Regions from separate parts of the Mus musculus genome. Here region 1 is linked to region 2. The links are chromatin loops, found by intact Hi-C in ENCODE. Cell type or tissue: heart. All regions are shown on one strand. Each heading gives the region's core, and the rest is flanking DNA. Links, peaks and the distances in the headings are about the cores only. Region 1 overlaps Rfx4 (regulatory factor X, 4 (influences HLA class II expression)). Region 2 overlaps Polr3b (polymerase (RNA) III (DNA directed) polypeptide B).

Region 1 (12,451 bases), core at 3,016-11,015, 65 kb before region 2:
CTCTGGTTTTGATCTTGAACAATCCCAGAAAGCAAATTCATAAGTCAACTAATTATCTGTACCTGATAAAACAATTACACTCTGGTGTGATAATGGGTAGTGATTACAAAAATATTAATATTAAACCAAAGAACATCAGTTACCTAGCGATAAATCCAAAGTAAGATGATATTTTAAATTAAAATGATCTAAATATAGAAATCAAATATGGCATGTATAGATTAAAAAGTCAAGAGGTTGGTTTCCCAAAAGCTTTTGTCGTTGTTATTGCTGTTTGTTTGTTTGAGACAGGGTTTCTCTGTATAGCCCTGGCTATTCTAGAACTCACTCTATAGACCAGGCTGTCCTGGAACTCAAGAGACCCGCCTGCCTCTGCCTCCTGAGGGCTGGAAGTGGAGTTGCATGCCACCATCCCCAGCTGGTTTTCCAAGGTATTCAGGAAGTTTATTTGCTTATCTTTATTTTCTGTGTATGTGCGCATGCCTACAAGTATGTCTATGCACCATTTATTTGTCAGTGCTCAAGGAGGGCAGAAGGGGTGTCTGTTTCCCTGGAGCTGGAGTTAGAGGCAGCTGTGAGTGGCCTGAGAGAGTTTCCGGGAGCTGAGTGCTCAGGTCACCTGGAAGCAGCGAATGATCTCAGTTGCTGAAGCATCTTAACAGCACCTCATCTCCCCAACTTTTTTAGTAGATTTAATGAAGTCCTTTTTTTTTTAAATCTTAGTAGGTTCTTCTCTTCTAGATGTAAAAAATTACCAGCTAATTCTAAAGTCCATATGGATTTCTAAGAATGTTTCTCAAGTGTATATGGAAGAATGTAGGTTACCCAAAATAGTCATAAAGAAGAAAAAAATGAGACATGGTGACAGTTGTGGGTAATCTTGGTCATGGGAAGGCAGATGCATGCGAGAGGCTTGCATGTTGCGGCCAGCCATGCCTAAGCAGCGAGCCCCTGTCCCCAAAGAAATGACATCAAAGAGAAATGCAGTGAGGTCTTTGTTAGCTGGCACTACTGTCTATAAAGGTGCTGTGGTATTGGTGCATGAGAGACAGAGAGACCAACAGTGCAGAACATAACCCAGAAGACCTGGATGCCTGCACATATGACCTTCGATTCCCGACAGAGGAGCCTGTCAGTGGGCAATGGATGCTCTTTTCCAGAAGTGGACCAATGTTTGTTGAAAATTACTAATGAGGCTCGGCAGTGGTGGCACACGCCTTTAATCCCAGCACTTGGGAGGCAGAGGCAGGCGGATTTCTGAGTTCGAGGCCAGCCTGGTCTACAGAGTGAGTTCCAGGACAGCCAGGGCTATACAGAGACAACCTGTCTCAAAAAACCACAGAGTAGGCAAAGCCACAAACGGAGAGAAGATATGTGTGCTACTCTTATTGGTGAATCCCCTTAGATAGATTGTAGGAACAACTCACATATCATTAAAGAGAAGACAGCATTATTTTTTAAAACACTCAGGTGGAAGACATGAGAGGGCTGCAGAACAGTAGCATGTGGTAAGATCCTCTCAAGGTATCAGAGAAATGCAAATTAAAGCCACAGTGATGATGTCATGCACTTGTTGTGAACAGCTAGCACTGAAAGGAATGAGTCCAACGAGGCTGGCAGGGAAGCGAGCCACCGGAAGCCTTGGCCACACCTGGGGGTCTACATCAGCTCAGCTACTTGGAAAACTTCATGGCTCTATCTACCAAGGCTATCTATGCCTTTGTCCACCTCCACACAGTAAAGGCACAAGTTTAAAGAATGTGCTAAAGGGTTGGTGGCCGGTGGTCCCTGCTCAGGCTGGGAGGTCCCTGCTCAGGCTTGGAGAAAGCCGAGCTAAGATAAGACTGCATCCCTCCCAAAGGAGAAAGATTCTTCTGCCCCACAGGGATGATATAGTGAGCTACACCCCCTTTTAATGCCAATTGTGAACATACAAGTCCTGAACTGTGAGGCCAGTCACAGCACAAAGAAAGGTGCAAACGTGGGAATTTACATCCTGCAATTAACATCTGGCTCCAACCTGAGGTCCAGAAGACATCTCTACTTTCCAGAAGCAAGGATATTAATGTGTTGCTCTAAAGCAGAAAACCTCCAACACAGCCACATCAACAGTGGGTACAGAAAGTGTTTTCCCCACAGGGTCTGCATACACACACTCATAGCTTCACTCTGAGGGGAATCTTCAGGGAACCAGGCTAGAAGAGCCATGGTGGAGGGCAGATGTGTAAACAGCAAACCAGGCTTTGCTCTGGCCCAGATTTCCATGTCCATGTGACTGGAATCCACTCTCTCTCTCTGCAGTACATTCCTGGTTAGAGAGTGTCTTGTTCCAGGTGATTTGCCCTGGCCTTGCCGGAGTAAAGGTTTGCTAAACAGAAGTGCACCCCTCCCATTAGGATTCTAGCATGGCTAGGGATGTCATAAAGGAATGAGAGTCAAACACTTACTTTCATCATTAGACACATTCCCCAGAGATGTGTGACTGGAATAGCGTTTATTCTCGCTTTCATTGAGACATCTTTCAATCCAGCTCTCTACAGAAGAAAAAAAAAAAAAACAATCAATCAATCAATCAGTCAATCAGTTACCAGGCTTCTGTTTATAGGAGACAGAAACATCGCAAATACAGTAGATGTATATTACCATAAGCTTTCCTACACATCAGCTGAACCAGAAATGGACTGTCTGTGTAGCTTTGCTAAACATGCACTATTGCTGGTGAAAGTTTGCCAAGTAGCTTTCAGGCCACATGGCCATTTGCAGACTCACTTGAAGATTTCTTGGTCAAATTCTACTAATTCTGGAACACTCGACGCCTAGTATTACCAACGAGGGATCATCTTTCCTTTACACATGAGATAGATACGTTCCTGAGATGTGGTTTGCAAAACATAGTTTGTTCAAGTCATTGGCAATGCTCCCCAAACCTAGCTGTCACAGTAGGAGACTCTTTTCTTCAACTAAAAACAAAACCCAGGGGACTCTGGCTGAAGTGGAGAAGGGCAGGGAACCTGGAAGTCACCTCCTTTTTTTGGTCAGGTGATTCCCAAAGATGTCTCTTCCAAGCAGTGAGAGGAGAAATCAAAACTGCAAGAGTTTCTATGTAACACCTTCAAAATCTAAAGGAGTATGGTTTTCTGTCCAATTTCAAAAGCTAACTAAGAGTCTATATTTTTGTATAATGTAGCATAAGGCGTACTCCATTTTGTATAATACCCGCTACTCATCCTACCATTCAACAACATCAGCTACATGCAACCCCTTGCCTCCTTTGGATACAACATAGTCCACTGTAAGTGATACCAGAGGGGCGGGGTTGAGTGTGGGGCCAGGTTGGTGTTTCTTTGGACTCCATTTCTTCTGTAACAACAATCAGATGAAGTAAGAAAACTGCAAACTTCTGAACAGAGTCCAAAAGAATGTGCCAATGTTCTTGCCTCAAACACCCACCTACTACTCAGGATTCTCAGAGAGAGTCACTTCTGCCTGCATGACCCACTTCTAGGACTTGACAGGAGTTCACAGTGTGTTACCATCCTGATCCCTGCTTCCAAAACCAATCTTCAGGCCTTTGTGTTTGCAGACTTCTTAACAGTCAAGCTGGGCTATTGGTTTTATTATTATTATTATTATTATTATTATTATTATCATCATTATTATTTTACTATGTGCCACTGGCTGCTTTTGAGCCTTGACTCCCTAAACAATTGCCCCAACAAGTTCTGTATTCTTTACACTGTGATTTTATATAATGTGGCAATTCCTGGGATTGCATATGTGGCCCTAGGCTAGGACTGGCCACATTCATAGCCATGCAGTTTAAACATGGCTGCTTTCTTCACCTTCCTTTCAGTTCAGATCGTCTCAAAATGTAGACATTTTGTCTTTGAAGTCCCTATGTCACCTACGTTGGTGACCCTCCTGCCTTGGCCTGTCATGCTAGGGTTGCAGGCTCACACTGCCACCCCTGGTTCTCATTGCCCTCACAATATGGGGGCCTGGGATCTCCTATCTTATTAAACTAGGTCCTTTCTAGATTATCTCACACCATTCCTGAAACTACCCTCAGAAGGGAGGATTTTAATCTCTGCTTTTCCTAGAAAGCAGCTGTGACCTAGAGGGAGGCTCGGCGATGGGAAGGAATCCTTATATTTCCAAAAGCTGAGGAAAAGTCTTCAGCGAGTACCTTAGGTTATGTACGGGCTGGATAAAGCAGCCAGGCAGGTAGGCATGTTTCCTCAAGTGGGGACCAAGTGAGAGCAAACAGCCCGGAGAAGTGCTGGATCTGTTCTAAGTGATGTCCCAACGAACTGTTCTTTTAAAAAGCTGCTTCCAAAATTATAAACAAGTAGGGGGAGGAGATCCAAGAAGAGGAACAAAGACCAGCTTGTTGAGAGGATGTGGAAATCGGGTGCCTCTGAGCAATGCCGAGGACCACAGAGCTCAAAGACACAGTGGGGAAGGAAGGCAGCAGCTTGTAACATTTCAAAGCTGGGATGTGCAAGGTGGGTGTCTGCCTGCTATCACATCGTAGCCCAAAGCAAATGGGTCTCCAGAACCCTTCCAGGGTTCTCCAGAATGTTGCTACTGTGATTTCCTCACCCCGTCCTGCCTTGACACGGGTCCCTGGCTGCATCCATGGCTGATCATGACGGCATCTGTCTCCATCAAACCACATCACTGTCTGGAGCTGGGAAGATGGCTCAGTAAGGCCAGCGCTAGGCCCTGAGTTCAGCTAGGTGGTGTATGCTTATAATGTTGGCACTGGTGGGGCAGAGAAGACGCATCTCTGGGGCTTGCTGACCCGCCAGCCTCATCTACCATGTGTCATTTAAGACAGTGAGGCTGTCTCAAAAATGAAGTGGACAGTGCCTGAGGGGTGGCACTTGAAAATGTCCTCTTGTCTCTGCAGGAATGCATACACACATGCGCACGTGCACCCACACGCATGAATATTCATTCACACACACACACACACACACACACACACACACACACACCCTCCTCTCCATGAGACTAGGAAGAGATTCTTCCTGTCCATTAATGGACTACACCCAAGCCAGTCCCGTTAACCTTGGTAAGGCCTGGTTCAGCCATGAAAACCCTCTGCACAAAGAGGACGGGTGTTCTGGAAAACTTGGCAACATTCCAGAGAGGAGGAGCTTATTCTCCACATCCGGTGGGCCAGAATGGCACAGCTCCTGACCACCATGTCCCGAGTCAGGCCAGAATGGCACAGCCCCTGACTGCCATGTCCCAAGTCAGGCAACAATGTTCCTCCCCTGTTCCTGCCTTCTGTGGCTCAGTCCCAGCACTGGAGACAGAGAAAAGCCCAGCCCAAGGACAGAGGCCAGTAAAAAGGGCCATGAGGGGAAGAGAAGCAAGATGTGATGGAGAGTATTTTCTTCTGCCTACTGTCGCACACACATGGCTCCCTCTGACCCTAAGATACACTGTTTGTGCAGCCAGGCTGCTCTCCGCTGTCCTAGGGAACACCCAAATGAGTCCAGTCTCTGACACCGGGCAGAGATGGGAACACAATTATCATGTCTCCATGTCTCTGGTTCAAGGCCCCCAGTTGTTTCATCAACTTTTCGAAGAAATTTCTCCTGCTTTGTTACTATCCAATTTTCTAAACATCTTCTTGTCGGTCAATGTCCTTGGGGCCATCTGTCAAACAGAGTCAACTCGAAGGGCCCAGACTGTGGTGTGACTACTTAGAGTACCCATGCTTCCAGAAACTTTGCAGTTGAGGTTGGGATGGGACTGTGTAGGGTTTGCCATCTCAATCAGAATGGCGTCTATACTGAATTTTAATGAGGCTCTATAACTCATCTACCTTTGTAGTGTATGCAATTCAGGAACAAAGGCTAACCCATGTTGAACAATTATGGGTTCCACAGTGTTCAAATTGGCATATGGCTCATCACAAGAACTCTATGAAGTTGTTAAAGGGCATGTGTTAGGGCTGGAGAATCAGTTCCGAGAAAGCATGAGGCCCTGCGTTCAGATCCCTAACATCCACGTAAGAAGTTGAGTGTGACAGATTATCATCCCAGTGCTGGGGAACAAAAAGGAAGAGCTCTGGGGCTCGCTGGCCAGCCAATCTTGCCAAATAGGCAAACTCTAGGCTTAGGAGAGACACCATATCAATGTGGTGGCATACACCTGTAATCCCAGCACTTGGTAGTGAGGGTCAGGCAGATCTCTGAATTCAATGGCAGCCTGGTCTACAGAGTTAGTTCCAGGATAGCCAGGGTTACATAGAGAAACCCTACCTTGAAAAACCAAAAATAAAATAAAACAAAAAATTAAGGTGGAGAACCTCTGGCAAACATATCCATACTCCACCTCAAGAGAAAAGGGAACGGAGGTGGGGGTGGGGGGGGGGAGCAGAAATACATTTTGAGGTAAGAAAGCTAAAACTTATAGAGAGTAGATGATTGGTCAAAGTCACCCAGCTGGTAGAGGTCAGGATCAGCAGCCCAAGGTCATAACCTCAATTCTCCACGTGGGAGCTGAGCCTCCTTCTCCTGCCTCCCACACGGCTCCCAGACAGTGTCAGCGCTGCGACCTCAAGCAAAACCTGATTTGTGTCAGAACTTTCAATAAAACTCTACCTACACATTATAATTTTTGCTAAATACTCTTGCCTGTTTCTTTGTCAGCCTTTGGCACGTGTGGCGGGCTCTTCAGCTGGCAGCTCAAACACCTCAGGAGTGGAGTTTATTTGGGCCTTTCTTTTGACCCTCCACTAGAACCAAGCACACGGCGCCCAGTCTCACCTCAATACATGCTACATTACTGCCATGAGATTTCAAAGAACGTGTGACTTATAAGTAGACCTGGCCCCACAGCTGCAGACCTGGCCCCACAGCTGCACACCTGTCCACACAGCTGTAGGATTCTCTAATCTTCCTCATCTTCAAGGCTAGGAAAAGCACAGCACATCAAAGACTTTTTCTCAACTTAGGATAAGCAAAATGTTGTGCTTTTGTGTGTATGTGTGTGTGTGTATGCATGTACACACCCCCCTCCACCCCCCCCACACACACCTTTTTGATGTAAGAAGCTGTACTAGAGAGATGCTATCTCCTGAACTCTTGAGGGTAGGAGCCTATAGATTTATTTGACATGAATGACCTCTTTGCCTGCACATGTGTTCATGTATGTACATTGTCTGTTGCCCTCTGGGGTCAGATCCCATGAACGTGGAGTTACTGATGGCTGTGAACCACCATGCGTGTGTCAGGAACCAAACCTAGGTTTTCTGGAAGAGCAATTAGCGCTCTTAACTGCTCACCTCTCCAGCCTCCTCCCCATCTCTTTGCTTGTTTGTTTTGGACAAGGTCTCAGGCTGTAGCCCAGGCTGACCTCTACATTTCAATTCTTCTGCCTCCTATACGCTGGATTTCAGGAATGTGCCACCATTCCCAACTCCCATTTTCCATCTTGAACCCAGCTGTCTGCTATGCCTGGCCCCAGAGATGTTGCACACACTAAATAAACCATATCAAATATGTTCTCCCGCCAGCTCTCCACTACTCCATCAATAAGAAGTTCCTACCATGTGGCAAGTATCCCCCAAGAACGCATTGTCACATATTGGTCTAAATTAAACCTCAAAACAGTGTTCTCGCCATGACTTGATAGCTCTATTTATAGATATGGGAACTTGAAGTGGAAGTCACAAAGCGCGGCCAGCTGTGACCAGCGCGGCCACACTGGCACTCTTCCAGTGCAGAAGGAGCTCACCACTCACACGTGATGACTTCCTGTAGTGAAAGTCAAGCTTGTGGCAAATGTCGCAAAGGATATGAGGATGACTGCGAGCTCAGCCTCCTGGGCCGTACCACAAGCTGGGCTCCCAGCCGCCCGAAGCAGGATGAGACTCTGCCTGCCCATGAGTCTTACTCCTCAGGACCTTAACCAGCTTTACTTACAGGCAGCCCTTCATGCCTCTTCACTTTGGTTCAAAGACTGAGAAACCCTGATTTCCACAACTTTTCTCCATTTCATAGGATGAAACTGAGCAGAACCATACAGAGGACTGATTTCCTAGGAGGTGGTGGAAGAAATAGGAAGTTGCCCCATCCAGGAGACACCATGGCCCAGGCACCTGGAGCTTAGAATTCTGCTTGACAAATGCATTCATAACTTGAGGGGTGGAAGGTAGGGCACTGATTAAAATGAATCTTAAAAGCCAAAGCCTCGTGAAAGCTTGGGGACACGTTCTTGGGGACCTGAGATGGAGCTGTCTATGTATTCATTTTACAATTACTGCCATGTGCCTTTCTTATAATTCTAACAGAAGCCTTTCCTCTAGAGCCCTGGGGCCTAGGATCTCAAGACCTACAGATTTGTTTTCTAGAATTTAGTTTCCTCAGCCTTATTTGCTCCATTCAATATCTTGTCCCCAAGAGCTATGAATAGTTAGGAAAACAGTTGGCAGAGATGACTAATGAAACACCAGTTGCTGGAGTCACAGACAGGGAGAGCCTCCGTCAGAAAGGCCTTGGAAGATGAAGAACTTAGGCAAAGACGAAGGGGAGAGAGCAAGCCCTTTGAAGAATCAGAAGTTAGCCAGCATCATGTTCCCTTTAAGGTCCAAGATGCCTGACATGACGTCATGAGGGCGTTACAGGCAGGACAGGGTGGGAGAGAAGGCAGACTCGGTCTTGGTGGACTGTGAGATTTAGAGTCAGAACACCTGAGTTCAAGTACCAAGTACCGGTGCTACCACTCATAGCTATGAGGTCGTGAGGGTGGGTCCCAGGTTCCTAAATCCCTGCCTGCCAGGGTTCTCCAAAGATGCCCTAAAATAGCAATGGCAAAGTGCTGGACCCATTTGGCCTCATGGGGCATAGGAAACTGGAAAGGCACTGTCTCTTAGAACCCAGGAGCTTTCTGGAGAGATGAAGCCAGAGAGTCAGCGTGGGGGTGGGGGCTATGAACTGTAGCAGTGACTGAGTGTTCACCTCATGCCAGTTCAGTTACCTTGGGTTACACGCCTCCTCTGTTCTCGTCAGAGAAACCAAGGCAGACAGCCCACTAGCTCTGACTTGCTGGACAGAAACTAAGACAGACAGGGCAAATCCAGGTAGAGTAACTCAGACGGCTGGTGGCTGAGTTGAGTCAGGTCTAACTCCAAAGCCGGCATCCTGATCCAGGACACACAGCAAGGAAGCAAGGCATCCAAAGAGAGCCTGTGGCCTTGGGAAGGAAGACAGATCCATCTCGGCCTGGCTAAGTCTGGCTGATGCTTCAAGGATTCCCCACCAGTCAGACAGAAAAGGAAAGTGTGGTATGTTAGGCACAAGAGCTGCAGTTAGAGACAAGGGCATGGGGTAGAGAAAGGCCAAGTGGATTCCGGGAAAAGGTGAAGAGTTTGCCAACCTGTGGCCCAAAGACTTGGTAGGCCAGGGGTGTGAGAATGCCTTGGGAGCAGCTTGCAAAGGCCTGGCTCCCCAGCCTGGGAACTGTGCAGGCAGCTCGGAAGCAGCTAGGCTTCCTGGGGAGCATCATATGAAACAGAGCTCTGATGCCAACAGGAATGTCTTATGCAACACCCGAGAAAAGGCTGCCTGACAGAAGTGTCACCAGGTTTTTAATAGAAGGTGTTATTCGTGCTCTCTGTCTAAGCCATCTTTCAGGACACTGTGCCAGGGCTTATTTTTAGGAACCCACAACTGTAAAAAAAAAAAAAAAAAAAAAGCTACATGAAAGGGTTGATATGCCCCATGGATGGCTGCCAAGGAGGACTTGTGTTGAGGTTCCCTTCCCCAGAGCCCAGGTCATTACCAGTGGAATGGCGTTGCCATGGCCATCTCTGTCCATAACCTCCAGCACCAGGCCATGCTTTGCTCTGGATCATTCTCTCCCAGTCCCTCTTCTCTCTTTCCTGACTCCACATTGGTGGGGATACACAGAATCTGGACCCTAGAAGGCAGCAGCTGTGGCCTGCCTCTCCAAAGGGCTCCTCAGGTCAGTCAGTGGTTACCATGGCAACCCTACAGGCCCTAGCCCAGGGGCCCCTGGGTTCCATCCAGGAAGGGGCTGAACCACAAAGACAGCCCCACCCCCTTGTCTGCCTTTATTTCTCTTCCCATGTTCACCAAATATGGATGGGGTGCCTGCTCTGCACTAGGCTAAAGATCTAGTGATGAACAAGACCAAGAAGGTCCTGGCTCAGAGGACCTGTGTCCTACAGCGGTGGCAGACCCAAACAGACAAACAAGAGGACTTCGGAGTCATAAGAGTGGTGACTTAGAGGCACAGAATGGGATAACAGGGGTTTGGGGATACTCTTTAGTAGCAGGGATGCTAACTGCTGGTCTGAGAAGGTGAGATTGGACGGTAAAGGCCCAAGGCAGGAATGGGCTTGGAGAGTGAGGAGGACCTGGGAGGCCATTGTAATGAAGAGGACAGAGGAGAGGAAGAAAGAGCTGGAGCACCTAGGGACTGAGCTGTCCAGGGTAGAACTTCACATTTATCCCAATGTTCTAAGGAGCCATCTAAGCGCGCTCTGCAGCTGTCTGCGGATGACTTGAACCACACAGGGGTTCCACAAAGGGGAGTCTATGAAGGAACTTACATTCATCCATCCCATCATTTTCCTGCCAGCTCTTTATAAAGTATCATGTGCCTGGCACCAGCCATAGAGTAGACCCACTATCTTCATGGAAGGCTGGAGTGTTTAGCTCAGTTGTGTATAATCACACAATAAGATGTGCCACGGGGGAAGAAAAAAACCTGGCTTACTTTGGGAGTTGGGAATCTTAGAGAAAGTGATATTAAAGTGAGAGCTAAGGAGTTGACAGATGTGAACACGGCAAAGAGGGAAGAAAGGATGGGTCCCTTGCAGAAGGAACAAAGTGTGCAAAGTCCCTGAAGCAGGCAGAAGAATAACATACTCAAGAAATTGACAGGCTGGGCCATGGAGATAGATAGGCAAGGATAGAGGACCTCCATCCAATCTCCAAGACTCACACGGCAGAAAGAACTCCTGAACCTTGTCCTCTGATGTGGAGTGAGGGGAACACTCGTCCATTGCTGGGGGAATGTGAACGTGTCCAGCTACTGTGGGAGTCAGAGTGGCAGTTTCTCAAGAATGTGGGAACTGATCTACCTCAAGACGCAGATATGCCACTCTTGGGTCATATACCCAAAGGATGCTTCATACTACAACAGAAACACCTACTTAACCATGTTCTTTGCTGCTCTGTTCGTAATAGTCAGAAATGGGAAACAACCTAGATGTCCCTCCATGGAAGAATGGATAAAGAAAATGTGGTACACTTACACAACGGCGTGATACTCAGCTGTCAAATAAAATAACATCACGAAATTTGCAGGCACATGGATGAGATTAGAAAACATCATCTTGAGTAAGGTATCATAGATTCAGAAAGACAGATACGGTATGTATTCGCCTATTACGTGGCTATTAGCTCTGAAGACAGTGATGACCCAGGGACAGTTCTAGAACCACAGAGGGTAGGTACAGAGTAAGGAAGGGACTAGAAGGGACAGAGTGCAGAAAGAAATGGAAATAGAATAGATAATTATGAATGGATTGGCAGGTCTGAAATGGGGGATTAAGTAGGGGGAAGAAAGAGGGTTGATACAGGCAGATACAGCTAGAACTAACTAAGGGGCATTTGAAGGAAAGTTTGAAAATCTAACATAGTACTAGAAACCTCCTAAAATATATGGACATGGAAAGGTGATCTAAATGAAATCACCAAAAAGTGGAGGAGGCAGAGTCCTAACTGGCCAATTCCTGTCACTAAAGCTTCCAGTACTGGGATTGGGTTACACCTAATTGAGTTGTTGGCTAAAAGGGTTCCATGTGAATCCTCAAATAATCTAAGCTGTTGGCTAGAAAAGAGATTGCTTTCCCCAAAGTTATGGCAAAGCCCCATTGCTGAAGACAATGCTTATCCAGCTCAGTGAACATGGAGTAGTCAAGCTGGTGCCTGCATAGAGCCTTCACCCCTACACTCTAGCATCTCTGATATGGGAAGGTTCTTTGCATGCTACCAAAAGAGAACCCTGAGCATTGACCAAGCCACAAAACCTTTGGTCTACAATCTGTCCTGCAAGATACGATAGTGCAGTGGAGACACAAACTTGTGGGAGTAACCAAGCAAGATCTGATCTCACTTAAGGCCCATGCCATAAGACAGAACCCATACCCAACCCTGCACTTGTGACTGACAACCAAAGACTGGATAGCCTGGGGACCTAGGGTAAAATCAAATAGTACTAGTCTTTCTTTTAAAAAAAGATTTATTTATTTATTATATGTAAGTACAATGTAGCTGTCTTTAGACACTCTAGAAGAAGGAGTCAGATTTCGTTAAGGATTGTTGTGAGCCACCATGTGGTTGCTGGGATTTGAACTCAGGATCTTTGGAAGAGCAGTCAATGCTCTTAACCGCTGAGCCAT
Region 2 (12,451 bases), core at 2,513-10,512:
GTAGTGCTCCACCTCCCTCCCCTCACTCCATCCTGTAGTGCTCCACCTCCCTTCCCTCACTCCATCCTGTAGTGCTCCAGCACCTGTGTATAACCACTGTCTCTTGGCTTACTGTCCGTCTTCCTGTGAGAAGCCAGTTCTTCTGTCTCCTTTGCCACAGTGGTTCCAGCATCTATGATCTTGCTTGGCATACAACTAGTGCTCAATAAATGTTTGTTACACTACTTATTCCACTAAAGAATAAATATAGCAAGAATCTCAAAAATGAGTGTATAAGTGTTAGGACAAAAAAAAAAAAAAAAGTCCCGTCTGAAGCAAACAGCCAAGGAATGGACACCCTCAAAAATCTTTTCATTTTCTCCAAGTATCCTTCCTTAAAGGGAAGTACTCGCCAGCGCTGTTGAATCCAGGTACATGGAGCCTCCACTTTTGATGATGTAGAGACAGGCCCAGTGAGCCCGAAAGGTTAGGTAAGAGCCAGTGAGTGGTGTGACCAGCCTCAGATCCAGTGCTCTCTCTGCTGCCACAGTGGCCTATCTGAAAAACAGGTTCACTTTGAGCAAAGCACGGGCCAAGTAGGAAGAGCTGAGGAAGCCACTATGTGCAGAGAGGCCGCTGCCGGCAATGGCCCAGCCTGCCCGTCCCAGCGCCAATGTGCCAGTGCAGGAGGGAAGTCTACTGCAATTCCTGAGTCACTCTGTGCATTTCATCACAGGCACCCCAGGACATGGTGGCAAGGGCCTTGAGAGACTTGTCCCAGTCTGTCATGGATACTGCACGACCTCCCCAATTCAGTTTTCTTGACTGTGAATCAAGGTGTATCAAAGGGTCTTTCCAGTCCTAATGCATGACTGAGGTCCTCAGGGATGGTAACTCACGGTAGAAGTCACGGACCTCTGCTGTTCCACCGTCAACAGAGTAAAGCCACATGCAATTTCTGCTAGCTACAATCAGGACCATGAGTGAAGGCGGGCAGAGGGACACAAATGCACTGAAATCTGGACAGGCTCAGCAGTGCTGCTCAAGCCTTGGCGTGGTGAATGCAAAGGGGTGAACACCCACATGGGCCCCAAGGGAGCGGTGTGGCCATAGCTGTCCACATGGTTGTCTACACAGCTGACCACACAGCTGTCCACAGCACACAGCATGCAGCCCATGTGGGTGCCAAGGGAAGCAGTGTAGCCCTCCGCTGTCCTCACAGCTGTGCACAGCCCAGGGCACGCAGCCCAGCCTAATCTTTCAGCGCACTTATGTTTAGGAAGCTGCACTGAGTGGGTCCTATGGCTGTGCACACTCTCTGGACAATATCATTTCTGAGTAGGAGTGAAGCCGCAGGATCAGCGAGGACTGTGTGTCTTTGAGACAGAACACTAACTATTTGACTGCACCATACTTAAATGGAGGAAATCATTTGAGTTTTCATAAAATGAGTTTTGCTTTTTTAAACATCCCAACAATGATTTACTTACAGAAATCCGTATTACTGCCATCTGGGCAGTTACTGTACAAAGCACTGGATGCATATTTTCAGCAGAAATGGGTTCCTGGCGGGTCTCTCCCTCCTGGAGCATTTCTTTGTAGTACCACAGTTAAGCACCGTATCCTTGCCCATGCCCTTGCCGACCTGCACCTGTGCTTCGGTGGCTCACAGCTTAAGCAACGTGACTCTGAGGTCTTAGTACAAAGGTTCACTCACTCAGCCACCCATCCACCCACTCTCTTACTCTCTGTGTGCTTTCGTGTGTTTGAGTGTGTGTGTGTATGTACTTACATGGGCACATGTACATCAATTTAGAAGCCCCTGGAGGTCAGAAGGTGTTGGATCCCAAACTCGGATCCTGTGGAGCAGCAGCCAGTGTTTTAACTGCTAAGCTCTGTCTCTGCCCCCTGGGTACTTTATGTGCCACAGGGTATGCAAGCAGCCGATTTGATCATATGTGCCATGTGAGCTGAGTTTCAAGATCTCATCGTTCACAATAATTGTATGGACTTGTGTCTGTCTAAGATGACAGCTAGACCCTTCACTTTATCTTATCCAACCTCACCCTTAGGCTGCAGAGCTACCTCCTTATGGAATAACAGTTGGGTGGCTCCTACCAGTTTTTGGGATTTACTCAGTAAGTGTACTTTCCTCTGTACAATACTCTAAATGACAGCTTCTGTTCCTCCATGCCTTCTGCACTCTCTCCTTGCCCTTGTCTTCATGTGCTGAGAGCTAGTTCTCGGATTTACCCATCAGGCACTGCTGAAGCACCCGTGCTGGGAGGCGCTGTGCTAGGTTCTGGAGCCCAAGCAGTGGAACCAGCACAGCAGCCTGCTCTCCCAGAGGCTGTGTCTCAGCTGGGAGACAGACAGCAGTATCAGGGCACACGTCCGAGGGACGGCGGCTGTGGAGAGGAGCAGGGCAGGGACAGGCAGCACTAGGTCGGAGTTTAATTGGGTGATCAGCGGGCAGAGGGTGAGGCTCAGTCATGGCGTGCTTTCTAAGCATGCATGAAGCACTGGAGTCAGTCCCCAGCAACACAGAACAAAAACAAAAACCTCAAAGCCAAACCAAACCAGACAACCACCTGCTTGGCAAGCAGTCACTGCGGGCCTGCTGGAAATTACCTTGTTTTTGCTACTGCTCCATGTCTAATAACAAATCGAAATGGCCAGCTCTGTGGTTTTCTGCACTGTGATCCTGTCAATGCCTAGCACACACACATTAGGTGTGAACACTGGGCTCCAGGCTACGAGACAAAGCACTCAGTGCTGGGGCTCGGCGCAAAGCTAGCAGTCTGGGCAGCACTGCCTCAGATGCAGTTAATGTACGCCACAAAAGCAACATAGAAACCCGAGCTTGTTAAAACGACAGCCTTACCGACACAACTGGGGGTCCTCAGTAGCCAACTGGCTTCCTAAATGTGGCCTGTCCAAGACAGGATCACACTTCCTAAAGCACTGAGCATTCCTTCCTTCCAATGAAGGCAGTCTTGGAACTTTATATCTTAGAGTACTCCTTCTTGGGGCCCTCGCCTCCGATCTCTAGTGCTTAACAGCACACTCACCCTGTGATGCCTGAGGTGACGTAGTCCTTCCCCAGGTAGTTGTAACCATGGCGAACGAGATCTTCACACACATCCTTCACTTTACTCCCTCCAAAGGCAGTGCCGTAGTGGAACCTGCCGTCTAACACGCCTGCCTTGCCAGCCAGCAGCTCAATTAACTTTCCAACCTGAGATGGGATGGGAACAAACCAGGTGAGTGCCCGCCCGGGCTGTCAGTTCTCTCGGCCTTTTGGCTTATGTTCCAAAAAAGTGGCTTCGACCACAACCACCAAAAGTGAATCATTGCCAACACCAGCATTAGCAGGTATCATGCTGAAGAGCCCTGGCCCACGTGACTAACTTCCCTGACTGAGTTCCCTAGTTTTCAGATATTGAAACTCGAGTAGAGAGCTAAGCACCATGGCCAAGGCCACATGGCCAGCGATACGATTGCAGATTACAGGAAGTGACTGCTGAAAGAGACATGGAGCAGGCTCAGCACACAGGACTCTGTGCTGAGGGCCACAACTGCCACTCACATGAACTAAGTGCAAAACCACTTGTCATTCGCTGCAGAGGAGAGTGAGTGACAGGGACAAGGAGTCCGTTTATCCGACAGGGTGCCACTCACTGTAACTAAACTAACTGCCCGCTTCTTTCCTTCAGAGCAGCACCCCTGAAAAGCCCAAAGGTAACTGACCGTCATTCTTGATGGGAAGCCGTGTGGGTTCATTATGATGTCGGGACAGATGCCAGAATCACAGAACGGCATGTCTTCCTGGGGGACGATCAGGCCACAGACACCTGGGGGAGAGGAGATTTATGGCATGTAAAGCAAATGGACAGGGGGAAGAATACAGTACTTAATTGGGATCTCCCTGCTGCTATCTCTACTCCCACTGTTCTAAAACCCTCCCCACGGTCTCCATCAAGAGCAACAAAAGCAATTTCCAACAACCCCGCTAGCCAAACAGTTCAAAAATGACTCTCCTTGCAGAAAAGCATTGTAGGCTGTGAACTGGCATGCTGGCATGCCACACAATGGTGCTGTCAGGCTGCCTGCCCACCTTCTCCGAGCACCACCTTCTCCGAGCACCACGAAGACCAAAGGGCAGTCTCAGGCGGGCTCTCATTCGGGAAGCTTTTCAATCCCCGGTTTCTGCTCCTTGTCGGCTAGGCTGTGGTCTGCTGGGTTTTGTGCCCAAACCACAGGAATGCAAATTCTCTGACCACCAAACAAAGAATGATTGAATTCGACTAAATATGTAAAATGTGGCTTTAAAAACCTGTGACAACAAATCTGTGTGTGGGGCTGGAGAGAGAGTTCAGTGGTTAACAACACTGGCTGCTCTTCCAAAGGACCTGAGTTCGGTTCCTGGCACTCACACGGCAGCTCACAACTGTCTGTAACTCCTGTTCCAGGGGAATCCAACACCCACACATGCAGGCAAAACACCAATGTATATACATTAAAAATAAAAAGAAATCATTAAAAAAGCAAAGGAAAGGAAGCCTGGGCGTGGCTGAAACGCTAGCAGGTGCACACACTGGCTGCAGGGGTGGCCACCTGCCAGGGCTTCCTTGGCTGAGCTTAACCTGCTCGGAGGAATTTTAATTCTTAGAGCTTACAGCACATTAGAAAAGTGATCTTTGATTGAACTTGTAAAGACCAACAAGAAAAGTAAGAGCCAATTCATTCTTAGAGCAAAAGGCCAGAATTAGACACGGAATTCTAAGAATGGAATGGGAGCAGAGGGCCTTCCAGCTCAGCACTCCACCCGCATTCTCTTAGGGTAGCAGACCTGAGCAGGCCGGAACAGTGTTCTAAGCTTGCAGAGATTTTGCTGCTACACAGCTGTTAATTCTTCTGATTTGTTTTTCCTGGGAAGATGAGTGGGACAGAATTTGTTACAATGTATCTAAGAGCTGGAAGGCTTGCACAGGACTGCTCAGAGGAAAGAGACTGATGCTCTTTCACTGTAGTGTAACAGCAGAAACAGCAATAAAAGAAAACGCCTCTCCCCTGGGTGTGAACGAACCCATTTCAGGACCTACTAAAAAAAACCCAAGTTTTTCATTCCTGTTTGTCTTCTATATAACTAAAGCCACTTTAAAAAAAATACTAAGTTGTTACTATTGCCGTGTTGGAGTTAAAACTTAAGATATGATAAGCAAGCATCCCCAGGACCCCCAAACGTCTTAAAATGGAACCTTTTTGATGTGCATATCATGAAGAGCTAAACAGAGGAAACAAGCCTGCCTGCTTCTTTACACTGTGCTAACACTCTGCTTTCTAGTGGCTGCCAACAAGACTGCAGCTAGGGCGTGTAGAGCTGGATTCCAGAGCAGACGTACAGTTTCTTTGATATTTATTTTGGTTGAAAAGGTTTTTTTTTTTTTAATCATACCATGGGTATTCATGCTTTCCTGTATAAATAACAGAAACTCACTTGCTACGCTGTAGCTCAAATCTAGCTGTGTGCCATTGTCTTGTGTGACGTGTCCCTTCCCTCTAAAGCCACATCTTATCCATACTGAAAGGATCTGACAGAGGCCGGAAGTCACTGAAGCCTACTTTGAAAGAGAGCAAATCAGAAATCTAGGTACCCTGAGGCCACTACTGTACAGCAAAGAACAACATGTTGGACTCGGCATCTCCACAAGGACGGGGTAGAGCCTGGGAAGGCTGGTGAGAGTCAGGGTTCCGATAGCCCTTAAACACAAAACCAAAGAGAAAAGGCAGCGCCTCTCAGGCAGGACCCACAGGGATGCTGGTGTCAGCCTGGGAGAGGCTGCGGTCCACCCTCCACACCACCAGGAGAAGGTGGGAACTGGTTCAGGCAGGCTGGGACTTAGGGATGGCAGGAAGACGGAAGACTTGGTAGCCTGGTTTTAGTTGACGTGTTTAATTGAGCTGATTTAACCTCACCAGGCTATTAAGATGACATACATGCTCATTCCTACAGTCAGAATCTAGTCATTTTCCTCTGGGCCCGATTACTCTTCACAGCACAGCTTCCTTTTGGGAAGTTTTTTTTTTTTTTTTTTTTTTTTTTGTTTTGTTTTGTTTTCTCTTCTGCCTTTTTCTGACATTTGCTGACAAAAACATACACAAGGAGCTTTTTTTTTTCCATTCCGTCTTATAATAGAATTGCTTTGGTTATATTTGAACCAGGGGCACCTGTAAGCCAAAAATTAAATCTTCGCTAACTTAAAATTACTTGAGCCTCTGAAACCCCTTTTATATGCCAAGATGGTTCCCATAGCAGACAGCCCTGTGTTGTTTGTTTTGTGAGAAAGCGAGTGATAAAAGACCCATGAAATCGACACAGAAAGCCAGAGCAGCAGAGAGAGGCGAGGACTCTCCATCACCACGGCTTCTCCCCTCTGCTGACTTGCTGAACAATGGGAGCTACACATCCAACTGCAGATCCAACACAGCTGTGCATTTCATTAAATGAAGAGCACTAGTGACACAAGTAAATAATTAACTTATTCTGCCCCACTGACTGTGCTTATGAGACCAGTCATAGCTGACAGAGTTTAATACAAGTTAACACAAAGGGGCCATAATGAGCTTAGAAGTTAAAACAAAATATTTAGACAGAATTTGATGATCTTGAATCTCAAATTAGACAGATGATTTTTAAAGTCTGCATTTTATTGAATCCATCAGGGGTAAAGAACGTTCCTGACCTTTGAAACCCACTTTTCCCCCATATATATTTTTTTTTCTTTTACATTTCTCTGGTTTAGAAATATGTAATCTTCACAACATTGGGAAGGTTTCTTCTCTTTTCTTGCAATGAAAAATTAAAACTGTGTTTCATCAAAGAGCAGAGGCATAAGGTCCATTCTGGCACTAAGAACTTTAGAAAGTTGTGGTGCCCTCCCTTGAATGCTGGCTTAAATGCAAATGCCACGCAGTGTGCTCCAGAGAGTTAACTCCCACCCTGCATCCCAGGAAAGCGGATGGGCTGCAAAGAAAGCATGGCTAATGGGAGCTGTTGGGAAATGATTACCGATTCATACCTTAAATGCTTACACAGCACTTCAGATTGTAAAATAAAATTTCATCCCCTGGCCGGTGCTGATGTCTCAACTCCATTGTTTATAGCACAGCCTCCTGGTAGCAAAATGCAAATACATTTTGCTCAGGAACTTTGATGTACTCACTGGAGGCAACTGGGAATTAGGCCACAGACTGTATCACAGGACTCTTAGCAAACACAAATTCATGAAGAAAAATAGAAGCCGGGAAAGTTAGGAGCAGACGATGCCCTGCCAAGAGAGTGTCACTCCATCAGCACTGACACTAATTCCAAGGGCAGAGAAGGAGAACTTATGGAGTCCAGGGAAACTCTCAGAGGACCCAGGTACTGCAGGTTCCACTACCAAGCTGCTGTCTTTATTTCTACGGCTTCAGAGAGCAACCCAAAAATCATGTAGGTACAGGTTGTCCAGAGAAAATACAGCTGGAATTATGAATCACTTCATTTTCTTAGAATGCACTTCTAATAACTAATATTATGGTAACTGACCTATTAGTTTTAATGGGTTAGATCTGTGTGCTGGAACACTTTAAATAGACAAGTTAACATATCAGAAAAAAAAAAATCAATGTGTTGTAGCTCATGCCAGTAATGCAAGTATTGGAGCAGCAGGAGAATTCTGAATTCAAAGCCAGCCTGGGCTGCTCAGCAAGACCCTGTCTCAAAAACAAACAAACAAACAAACCACTCCAAAAGAGAAAAAAAATTTACCATGCTAAAGCCTTATCAAGACAACTGCAGCCAGTCGTGGTAGCGCACGCCTTTAACCCTAGTACTTAGGAGGCAGAGGCAGGTGGATTTCTGAGTTTGAGGCCAGCCTGGTCTACAGAGTGAGTTCCAGGACAGCCAGGGCTACACAGAGAAACCCTGTCTCGAAAAACCAAAACCAAACCAGACCAACCAAACAACAAAAAAAAACAACTGCAGTGATCTATTTAATGCAAGAGCTATTTCTGAGGAGACACCCCCAGAAAGGGCTGACTAGTATGCAGTTTTCTATTGGTTGTCACACAGCACTCAGATGCACTGTGTGACAAACACTCTAAGGAGGTGAGGACACAACTCTAGGCAGGAGATGCAGCTGACATAGATCAATCCGAGCAAATGCTGGAAGCATAACTGCACTCCCTGCAGCTGAATGCCATGTAGGACACATCACAGGGAGGCTGCTAGAGCCTAACACATCACACTGACTACAGCCTAACCAACTCACTGGGGTTCGCGTAGGGAGATACTTTACCATCAGGAGGCCATGTACTCACACTGCTTGGGAGGACAGAGAAAGTCATCCTTTTTCCCACAGTTACAGCAGGAAGGGAGCCTTTTCCCTACAGTTGCACTGTAGGAAGGGAGCCTTTTCCCTACAGTTGCATGGCACCAGGAGTCTGGAGTCTGTGGTCTGGACTGTGAAGGAACAAACACGACTTGTGCCATGTTCATGAGGCTTATGAACATGACGAGATGGTATCTGTAGAGTTCATCTCTCCTTGGATCACACTCCAGTGGAGGGAAGATAACAAAGAACCAGGTGACCTTAATTTAATCTGATGCTCTTCTGTTTAACAGATACTATTCAGGCCGTCAGTGTTTGACTAGAAAGGAAGAAAAGTGATAAAGCCTTAGGAGCTTAGTCTTTTTACCTCCATCAGGTGCTCCATCAGGCAATTAATTGTGTTAGAAGAACCAATGGGCTAATATCTGAGAGCAACTTTATGGTCCTTAGACAAAAATCTAAATGCAAGGGATTATTATTATATAAGGAACCTAATTGCTCTCAGCAGGACGTACTCTAGAGGAGATCAACTTAATGACTGGCCAGTCAGGAGCAGCTGCCCAGACTGGCTGTGGAGGTTGGAACCTGCACCCTTAGTGTGTTCTGGCCGTTTCACATTATCAAGAAGCTGTCTTCTAACATGCATGAGTGTCTAGTGGGAACTGCTTGTGCTGATGAATATGGTACTACATGGGGGGGCTAAAGCAGCAGCCAGAACGTTCTCAAGTTGGACTGTTCCAATCACCCAATAAGTACTTCTAATAAACTCGGGTCGGTGGGCCTAAGAGATGCAAATTTCTAAATCAAAATGTGAAGGCTACCACAGGTGGCCTCCTTTCTTCCCTTTCTCCCAGCTATCAACTAACCTTTTCTTTTCCTCACCACCACCTTAAATCATCCCTTGGGGGAGAGAGCGGGGAAGACAAAAAAAAAAAAAAAAAAAAAAAAACCCGCGTCCTATCACCTCCAGATCTGGCGCATCGCTTGCCACATCCCGGCTGATGTAACTGCAACTCGGCTCTTCCTTACATGTTAACAGATAAATAATGCATAAGAAAACTTGATTAACTTTCTTATTAAAACATCACTCTAAATGAGAGGAGGTGCAGGAAGACAATAGCGTTTTTACGCGGCTTTCCCAGGAGCAGCTGAATGGTTTGATGTGATAAATTTGCATAGTCTGTGGCACACAAAGGGCTGATTAATTGAAACCCTTACAGTGCTTCTGGAAGCAGCTATTGTAAAAACAATAACCATAGGAACTTTACAAAATACACATGGCTAAATGTGTCAAGAACTTAATGAAATGTGTTGAGCCTACACTATTTGGAAACAGAACAGGAGATTTTTATTCTAGGCCATAAAACACTAAATACCCTAATTTCAAAGCTTTAGCCTGGGTGTTTACTGAAAGGGCAGAAGGCTACAGTGAGCCACAGAGGAGCTAAAACTTGTTCTTAGAAAACAAATTAAGTAAAGTCTTCTTACAACTAACGAGGTGTCTAACGAGGTGTCTATGTGGGTGGAATCCGGACTTCTAGCATTAGTAAGTGAACTTGTTTGGACTCTGGCTTTAGGGCTGTTGGACAAACGCACCTTATCTTTAGTACCTCACTCAGTCAACCACCCCCTCTACCCTCCCACTTAGACATTCAAGCAGGATCAGGCGGCTGCAGAGCCAAAGGCCTCCAGTGTGTTTGAAGGTGGCCTGGCAGTGGATTTTAACACCCTGAAGAGCTGTGTGAGGACAAGATGCCAGCCATGTCATTGTTACTCCAGGCTGAGCTCTTCTCGCTCACCCAGTTTAGAAAGCACTACAGAAAAACCACAATGAATGGAATTCTGGGAAGACTGGTTTTTACTTGTTTAATGGGACAGACTTTGCTCTCAGGTTTTCTGGCACACATGAATAAATGTTGTGTTAACTCTCACAGCCTCTCTGTGGCACTACATAAGAGCCTAAACTTCTTTTAAGATATACTTCATCAAAATATTAATAAATTAACTTAGCAGATTACTGAATAATATTTAGAGGCAAGCAGTCTTTTAATGGGACTTGCTTTGAGCAAGAGTCAAAGATAACTATTCTAGAAAATTTTGTCCATAAATACACTATCCTCTCTAAGCCAGGAATAAATAAATAAGCTGAACCGCTAAGTGAAAACTGTATTTTGATACGCCCAAGCTTTTACTTCAAAACAAAGTTGACTTCCGAGCGTTCTAAGTGGCTGTCTGGTCTCAGAGGAAGGAGGGGCACTGAGGAATGGATGTCATTATCTCAGATTTGCAGTTATTAAAAAGCTTCTGTTTGCCAGGGCAAACACTCTTGCTCAAATACAGTTTTTCCTTAGAAACACTGCCTGGCATTGCTGCGTTCTGTGATCTGCGGGACCTTTGTTGGAGGTGCTAATCCTTTTTCACACGAGAGACTGAGAAACGCTCTTTCAGGAGAGTGATATATTGCTTTTCCCCTCTCCACATCAAAGGGGTCTACTCTTTCCTTGCTCATTGTGAATGGCAGCAACAGAAAGAGGATATCCAGAAATATAATAATTCGCTTTGCCCGGACACTGAGAAGAAACTTAACTCCTTAGACTAATGTAATCTTTCCCTACAGAATTAAAAAAGACTAAGAATGAAACCTAATAAAGGCATTATCAGAGGGAAAAGTCTCAATATGAAAATATTATTTGGCACCAACTAAAAGAGTGCTTGAGATTTGTCTGTGTAAAACTTATAAAGAGCCCAAGAGCCTAAGGCACTTGTTTCTGTTGCAGGAAAGAAGTCTAGCTTCAGCATGCTCCAAGGAGCAAGGAGGTCCAAGGAGATGCTGTGACCATCTCGTCGTATCTTTACCAACCAAGCTGATAATGGCAGGATATGAAAGCACACAGCTTTGCAGGCCCACGCCTCTACTCTACTGACCCCTTTGGAAGGGCATCACATTTGAACAGGGAGGCACAGCCTTACTCCCAGTGAAACCCTGAAACATGGAAAAAGATCATAACTCCTCAAAGAACTCAAAACCAATGCAGACCTTGCCTCCTCTGAAAGCACACAGGTTATGCTGGCCCTTGGCTGTAGAGGAGGCCCTCACTGAGCAACCCTGCTCTCCCCAGATAGTCTTCATCAAGAGTTCTTTGGGCTGTAAGCTCACTGATGGCATTCATAAAGGATCAGGCAAAGACCCAGAACAAGCCTGTGTGAAGATTCTGACTGTCATAGGGAATAGACTAGAGGTTCTTTACTGCAGAATGCCGCAGCAGGGGTTGAGAGTGTGTTGGTCTCCTGGTCTTCATCCAAGACTTTTCCCTTCTGCTACACTGGCTCTGTCAGTTTAGTCCTGCTTTTTGGTATTGTTGAAGTTTTATTTTTTGTGTTTTTATTTTGTTTGTTTGAGACAGGGTTTCACTATGTAGATCAGGCTGTCCTGGAACTTGCTCTGTAGACCATATCGGCCTTGAAATCACAGAGATCATCTTGTCTCTGCCTGGCACGCGCTGGGATTAAAGGCTTGTGGCTCCACACCTGGCTTCACCTCAGTTGCGGAGGGTTGAGAGGGGAATGTTGCAGGGACTGAGAAAACCCTTCTCTGGCCAATCGTGGTCTTGGCTCATTACGCTGGGTACACACCCTGGCGAATCTCTTGTTCTACCTTACCCACCCATTCCATCCTCTTTCATCTTTATCAGCTCTTTGATCATGCACAACACAGAGCTACCAAGGTCAACTTCCTGTCCCCAGTGGCTTCATTTAGCTACTTATTATCCTGTTACCTTGAAGTGACTTTGATTGAGCAGAGACCAACACCGATGATCTATGAAACTAAAATCTCCAACTTGCTGCCAACTGCTGGAGAGGCTATTTTAAGAGTTATTAGTGTAGAAATGTAATCTAATCTGTGTATCGTACATGTACTAAATGAATCCCTAACAACAGCTTAAACACAAACAAACAAACAAACACCAAAAAAAAAAAAAAAAAAAACCCAAACCAAAAGCAGATAACAAACCAGCCAGGCTGTCCTAGGAACATACGACTCCCCGAACACTAGGAGCTTAAGCCCATGCTTTAAAGGCAGAGCGTACACACATGTT

The links. Peaks named below come from ENCODE experiments on the same cell type or tissue, not always from the same donor. Only the 100,000 strongest peaks of a DNase experiment are listed, where the experiment ranks them.
Region 1: it touches region 2 in a loop (12-fold over the local background); 4 of 42 quality-filtered maps call a loop at or near these places.

Annotation. Positions count from the first base shown.
Region 1 is chr10:84,770,098-84,782,548 of GRCm38, reverse strand. Rfx4 (regulatory factor X, 4 (influences HLA class II expression)) reads right to left here. Exons shown (of 18, transcript NM_001024918.1): 2 at 2,448-2,534. Among named protein-coding and RNA genes, the nearest start is that of Rfx4, 20 kb to the right of the region's middle. In heart, for the core only: no CTCF peak of the experiment used is centred there; DNase peaks (open chromatin) are centred at 7,748 and 9,548; H3K27me3 peaks cover 156 bases.
Region 2 is chr10:84,705,011-84,717,461 of GRCm38, reverse strand. Polr3b (polymerase (RNA) III (DNA directed) polypeptide B) reads right to left here. Exons shown (of 28, transcript NM_027423.2): 24 at 3,730-3,833; 25 at 3,051-3,217. Among named protein-coding and RNA genes, the nearest start is that of Rfx4, 45 kb to the left of the region's middle. In heart, for the core only: CTCF peaks have their summits at 5,352 and 7,166; a DNase peak (open chromatin) is centred at 10,041; H3K27ac peaks cover 1,783 bases.